Linked DNA regions of Homo sapiens: region 2 is linked to region 1. Evidence: chromatin contacts called from ENCODE Hi-C data. All regions are on one chromosome and are shown on one strand. The core of a region is the stretch at or near the end of the contact, and the rest is flanking DNA. Distances in the headings are between cores, read along the strand shown.

Region 1 (3,253 bases), core at 408-2,907:
CTCTTTCCCATATTACAAAACCTTTATTTCTAACTTATTAGTGTCCATGTCTCTCTGGCTGTCTTGACAACCCTTTGAATTCTTAAAATGTCCAAATCTAAACTGATCTCTCAAGAAGTAGCTCCCTCTCCTTTGTAATTGTCTCTTTTCTCTCTTGCAATTATCTACAAACTCAAAACCTCCACTTTCTTTGATTTCTCTCTTCCTACCCACAATTAATCAATCAGTTGCCAAATTCTATAGATACTGCATGCACATCATCTCTCAACTATGCTCTTTTAAATTCCCCTAGCTGTCCCTTTAGGTCAGACTCATCATTTTTACCTGGCCTACAGTAGATCTGTCCGTTTTTCCACCTCTGATTTCTGCTTCCCCTCACAGATAAATCACTAGCACAAAGAAAAAAAAAAACCTTCCTTTTCTTCCCCCAAACTTCTGAACCATAAAAACTCAAAATACTGAATTAAATATAAATTCATCCATTTGGTATCTTAGGCCCCATACTCCTTTGTCTTTTCTACCTCTCAACATACCCTGGAGTCTTTGCTCTTTCCCCAACACAACTTTCACTGATTCGCCTTCATATATATTCTCATGCTATCCCTGCTTGCTGTAAAACTCTCCCTGTCTCCTTCAAGGTCAATCCCAAATGCCTACTCCTTCATGCTGCCTTTCTTTCCTTATCCCCAAGACAGATATACACGGTTCTTTGATTCCCGGCAGTACTCTGCCACTTTTCACGTGGCACCTATCATGGTTTGTCTTTTATTGTCTGTTTTATCTTTGTTTTATTCCTTACTTCTTTGAAGGCAAAGGTATCTTCAACTCCCCTCTAACTCTGAAGCATCTTACCTGTGGGGCGTCTAATATTAGTTGAATCATGGGGATTTATGGAGATAATGTGATGCGCTGGTAAGCTAACAGAATTGGAAGCCAGTACAGCTGGGTGCCGGCTCTGCCGTTTATTAGCTGTGAGGTTTTGGGTAAGTCACTTAACTTCGCCTGTAAAATTAGTCCACTACGACCTGATGGAGAACCAAGGGAGATAACGTTAAAGCGCCCTGCAACTCTACAGGGAACTGAGCAATGTTAGTTATTTTCCTTACAGAGATCTGATGCACTCTTGCTACTGGAATCTTGACTTGCAGGACCATCCCTACTTCATTGCCTGGAGGTCGAACCCCAAGTTGCAGGGAACCCAAGCTACCAGGTCCCACTGCCCTTTTCCACTCCAGGGCCCTCTAACCGCTCTCCGCGTCGCAGGTGATCCTGCCTTGCTGCGGGGGAGTGGCCTAGAGTCTCACTCCCTCGGGAGGCCTCCCTCCTTCCACCCGCTTGAGGAGAGCCCTTCTCTTCCCTGTGACCCCGAAGACCGTGGCGCCGCCGCCTACGTGAGGCGTTTGGACCCTGCCCGGCCCCCGTAGCTCCCCTTCTCCAGCAGGTGGTTCTGGTCCTCTCCCCCAACTCGGGCGCTCACGTCACCGGCGAACCTCTAACCAGCGCCAGCGCCGCTACCAACCGCGAAAATAAACAAACCCCCGCGCTCGGCGGACGCGCCAGGCCCCGCCCCCGCCCCCGCCCCCGCCCCGAGGCTCTCACGCCGCCTCCTCCGCCCGGGCTTCCCTCCACCCTCCGCCCGCCCGCCTGCTCTCAGCCGCGCTCTCCCCGCCCCTCACCGCAGCCTGCAGCCGCGCTCACCTCCGCGGTCCGCCCCGGCGCCCCGGGACCCGTTAGTGCCCAGCCTGTGGGCCGACCGCGACCCCCGCCCGGCGCGAGCCTGCCCCCAGCTCTGCCGACACTTGACCCAGACCAGTCCCAACGCCCAGTGCGGCCGCCCGGGGAGCCGCGGGAGAGGCGGCGGCGGGGGGAGGAGGGAGAGGAGGGCCGAGCCGGCGGCACGGGAGGCCCGGTGAGTACGCGGAGGCGGGCCCGCCTCGCGGGTGTCCGCTCCGGCACCCCGGAGGCGTAGGCAGCGGCTCGACAGCGCTCCCCTCGGCGCCCCGGCCTCGGGTGGCGGGGACTCGGCCTGAGGCGACGGGCCCCACTGACCGGAGCCGCTGGGCAGAGGGCACGGGAGGGCCGCGGCCCGACGCTCGGCGCAAGGCTCGGGGCGGCGGGGAGGGACTCGCACCCGACTCCCAGGCCGGCGACCGCTGAGCCTCCCGAGACCCCGTGGGGGCCGCTCGAGTGACAGGTGCCACCGTCCCCTCCCCGCCGCTGGCGCCCGCGCTCCCTCCCGGGGAGCCGGGCGCTCGGAAATTTCTGGAGCAACGACCTGACTCGTTTTCTCCCTTTCAGGTTTTGAAGCCGCTTCTCTGCCCGAGTTAGGTTTCGCCCAGCGCAATTTCTTTCTCTATGTACTTTGCGAATAAGTTTCGGAGCATCGGTTAACAGCCTATGGGTGAAATTTGGCTTTCATTCATGAATGAGGTATAGTGAATTACTTTTTGAATATAGTGCTCCTCCTCCTCCCCCGCCAGCTATTGAAAAGTGATTTTTTTTTCTGTTATTGTTTGGAACAGCCTTACCGAATTTTTGTCAGATCTCTAGCATTAAGGTGCTTCATAAATATTGAACAGTAACGACAAAAATAGTTTATCAAATTGGCTGATTGCCTTTTCTCTTCCTCCTCTTTTTCACTCTTTACCTTCGCCAGATTTTTCAGAGTAGATGCAAGTGCTTTCATTAGAAGAACTAATGAAAGATCGTCTGTCTTACACTAAAAAGCCGGAGACACTTTTCTTCACCATTTAGCATTGTCTGTTGTGTAGTAAATGTGCTTGGGATTGTAACTGGAATCATTTAATAAATGTGACTTGTAGCTATAAAAATATTTGAGAAGCTTTTTGGCAAATTAAAATATTAAAAATCTTCATAGAAGTCTAGATTTCTTTTCTCAACAGATTTATAACACTATAGTAGCTTCAATTCTGGAGTAAGAGCAAAACCCAGAAGTTGACCAAAAGAACCTTGTGTGAAAATAGATGTATTTTACTCGTGGGAGAATCCCTCAGGTCCTCACTGAGTACCTGCTTGTATTTTTTGTTTAACTTTCTTGGCCTGCAGAAAGTGGGAGCTGCAGATTGGAGAGGGATCTCAGTACTTAACTATGAGAAAAAAATGGAGTTTGGGGCATACCCATTGGGTTTACATCACTTACAGTAAGTGTGTTTGGAGCAGAGTTTTAGTATGCACTTCACACTTGCTGATTGTGAACCCTATTTTTTTTTTTTCTTGAGGCGGAATTTTGCTC
Region 2 (3,253 bases), core at 490-2,989, 150 kb after region 1:
AAATTAACTAAAAGATCACTTTGCAAGAATTGGGGCGAATTTTCTCTACCAGCATTTACATTGCTCTTAAATACGGTTAACTTCTTGAGGGCAAGGATCATTTCCTCCCCAGACTTTGGATAGATAAATAGGCTATCAGTAAATCCTTGTTAGTTGACTTTTTACTCCGCCTGGGGAAAATGATATAAAATGTGTCTTTTGAAGCTACAAGAATTTATTAGCTCTGGTTATGCTCCTTGTGTATTTTAATCTTATTTTCAGGTATATGACATCATACTAATAATGATCCTGATTTTTAAATTCTTAACGTTTATTTGAAGTTTAGGAGATGCCACTTTTCTCATCTCTGGTAGTAGTGAGGTGAAATCCAGATGCTAATCTTGGTGTTCTCAAATGGATTTACATCTTTTAGGTCTTAAATCATTTTAATACTTTTCCCAGAGGACTGTTGGTGCTAGGCCTGACTGATTTTCACCTAGCAGCTCCATTTCTCTGGCAAGTTGGTTGCTGTTTTGCGGTGTTATTTTTTTGGACCTAATATTAGCTGTTTTGTAGTAGGCAGGTAGATGTAGTGGTCCTTTTCAGATCTAGATTTTCTCTGTGCCTGCCACTTGTGTGTTGAGGTTTCTAAGCAAGCCATGTTACATAGTTCATGTATTGATGTTTATGTTTATTCTGCCAGTGTAGTAGAAAATATATCTTCATGAATGCCAGTTACTCCCATTTTTCTTTCAATGGCATATATTCACGTTTGTTCAAGGAAAAGCCTAAGAAAATGATTGCTTTTATTTTTTAGGATATTGCATGTCATTATCATAACCACCATTCTCATTGAGAGAGAATATGCCTCATTTTTTTGTTTTTGTTCTTCTGGAGATCCCTCTTGTGGACAGTATCTTCCCTTTTCCTTTTTTTATTTATGTTCTACCTTCCTCCCTTTTAAGTGCCAGCTGAGGCACTTGGGGGAAGATAGAATAAAACAAGGTACATTACTTGTTTCAGATATTTCCAGTTAAAATTGTTTGAACACTTGCCCCATAGATGATGCTGAATAATCCCCTATTTGCTGGAAATCCTCAGCTTCAAGAACAAATGAGACAACAGCTCCCAACTTTCCTCCAACAAGTGAGTAAGACAAGATGTTAGCTATCTTGGGTAATGATTTGCTTGAAAAAATTTGATGATAAACATTTTTCCTTGCTCTTCTCTGGCTGATAGCAAAACATAGAATAGAGACCAATAATGCTGTCAATTCGTAGAGAATTCAGCTTGATCTTCACTGAGTCCCATTTCACTGCTGACCTTTTGCTTATGTTTCTTAAACATACATTCTGAGGAAAGAACATTTTGTTTTTGCTTTTGAGGACCTAGGATTTTGAATGCTTTGTTAATACCATAAACCATTTCCTTTCATTGTACTAACTTTGAAGTGCTTCCTTGTGTCATGTTACGCTTTATGGTTTAACTAATTTTGAGTAACAGGAAAGAGCTACCCTATTCTATTTTATAGGTTTTCTTCCAAATTAGTAGAAGGCTTTTTTTCCCCAAGGGGTAGATCTCATTTCCTCAAACTCGGGATTAGTAAGATTAAAATAGTCAGTGTTGTCATATAAGGAAGTAAGGAAGGTTATAGTATAAACGAGTACTTGAGATTGCCATGGTATTTTATTATTTAAAACGACAAAAGAGAAGTCAGTCTTGGTGTTTTGAAACTGGTAGTTCTAGGGCCTCATGTATTATGCAAATGACTCTCAGACCTGTAAACCATTTTCCAAGGTTGGTGTCCTTGATCTATTGTAATGATGTAAGCCTATCTTTGGTTAGTCAGGTGGTGTATATTTGGAAGTAGTAAAGCTAAACTCAGGATACATGTATTAACGTCAAATTTGGAACTGTTGTTTTAGAGTGTACCTTACTGGTAAAATTGTTATATTAGTAACAGATAACACTTGGTTAGGTGGAATATGTGGCTTTTTACCATATCCACGTCGTAAGAATTGTGCCTTTGGAGGTTGTGTCTTAGAAGTAATACTTTATCTTCTGTTGGAGAAGGGGAATAGTTGTGGCTTCCAAAGTAGCTCCTGATTTTCTTCCATTATGGAAATGGCTTTCATGATGGACTTAGGAGGAGGTCAAGTAATAATTTGCACACTAGGTTTGCTGTCAAAGAGGAGATACTTGCGTTTATTTTGGGAAAGAAATTATGGATTACCAGTGTCCAGGAGTAAGGTTTTAGATTTTCTCCAGAAGCATAACAGAGAAAAGATTTAAAAATTTACGTTCACTGATTTTAATTCCTTTGTAACCACTAGTTTTCTTTCTTCCTTAGATGCAGAATCCTGATACACTATCAGCAATGTCAAACCCTAGAGCAATGCAGGCCTTGTTACAGATTCAGCAGGGTTTACAGACATTAGCAACGGAAGCCCCGGGCCTCATCCCAGGGTAGGCTTATTTGGGGAAGATAATGAAAGTGTATAATGGTTACTTTCTCTGAGAATTTCAGATTTAGTATTATTCTGCCTGCCTTTTTTTTTTTTTTTTTTTTTTTGGTGGGATACAGGGTCTCGCCCTTCGCCTAGGCTATGAGTGTGGGGGCGCAGTTGTGGCTCACTGCAGCCTCGACCTCTCGGGCTCAAGGGATTCTCTCACCTCAGCCTCCCAAGTAGCTGGGACTACAGGTGTGCACCACCACACCTAGCTAATTTATATATATAATTTGTTGTTGTTACTGTTTTTAGAGATGGAGCTTTGCCATGTTATCCAGGCTGGTCTCAAACTTCTGGGCTCAAGAGATTTGGCCTCCCAAAGTGGGATCAGAGACATGAGCCATAGCACCTGGTTCTCCCCCACCGTTTTTATTTATTTATTTACTTATTTATTTATTAAGAGATCGGTTTTTGCTCTTTTACCCTGGCTGAACTTGAACTTCTAAGCTCAGGTGATCCTCCCACCTCAGCCTCCCCAGTAGTTGGGACACAGTGCCTGGCTATGATTGTTTTTAAGTCAGGGTTTTCAAAGTTAAAAATGATTATTATTATTTTTTAAATTCCTTTTAGAGATAGTCTCACTCCATCGAGCAGACTGGAGTGCAGTGGCGCGATCTCAGCTCACTTCAGCCTCTACCTCCTGGGCTAAAGCAATCCTCTTACCTCAGCCTGCCAAGTAACTGATACTACAGGTGTGCACCAGCACACCCAGCTAATTTTGTTTTTATTTTTTGTAGAGATGAAGTCTCAACAATGTTGCCTAA

Evidence for each region. A loop is a pair of places that touch in the nucleus more often than their neighbours do. Pooled maps may share reads with other maps.
Region 2: a loop to region 1 is called in a map of IMR-90, with 5 times the contacts of the local background. The contact joins the enhancer-like site here to the promoter of GKAP1 in region 1. A Hi-C loop is called at or near these places in 1 of 168 maps with a recorded cell type or tissue (IMR-90), 3 of 37 single-sample maps with no recorded cell type and 2 of 50 pooled maps.

What each region holds. Positions count from the first base shown.
Region 1 is chr9:83,816,173-83,819,425 of GRCh38, reverse strand. GKAP1 (G kinase anchoring protein 1) reads left to right here and starts at 1,657. Exons shown (of 13, transcript NM_025211.4): 1 at 1,657-1,909; 2 at 2,299-2,430. It overlaps LOC101927552 (a long non-coding RNA gene), which reads right to left and starts at 1,760. Exons shown (of 6, transcript XR_001746793.2): 1 at 1,699-1,760; 2 at 1-1,025. RefSeq lists a silencer at 1,463-2,282.
Region 2 is chr9:83,664,222-83,667,474 of GRCh38, reverse strand. It overlaps UBQLN1 (ubiquilin 1), which reads left to right. Exons shown (of 11, transcript NM_013438.5): 8 at 1,042-1,125; 9 at 2,330-2,445. Among named protein-coding and RNA genes, the nearest start is that of UBQLN1-AS1, 42 kb to the left of the region's middle. Within about 2 kb of position 1,739, at least 2 of the 41 ENCODE cell types and tissues checked have a DNase peak (open chromatin) inside an H3K27ac peak, as active enhancers do.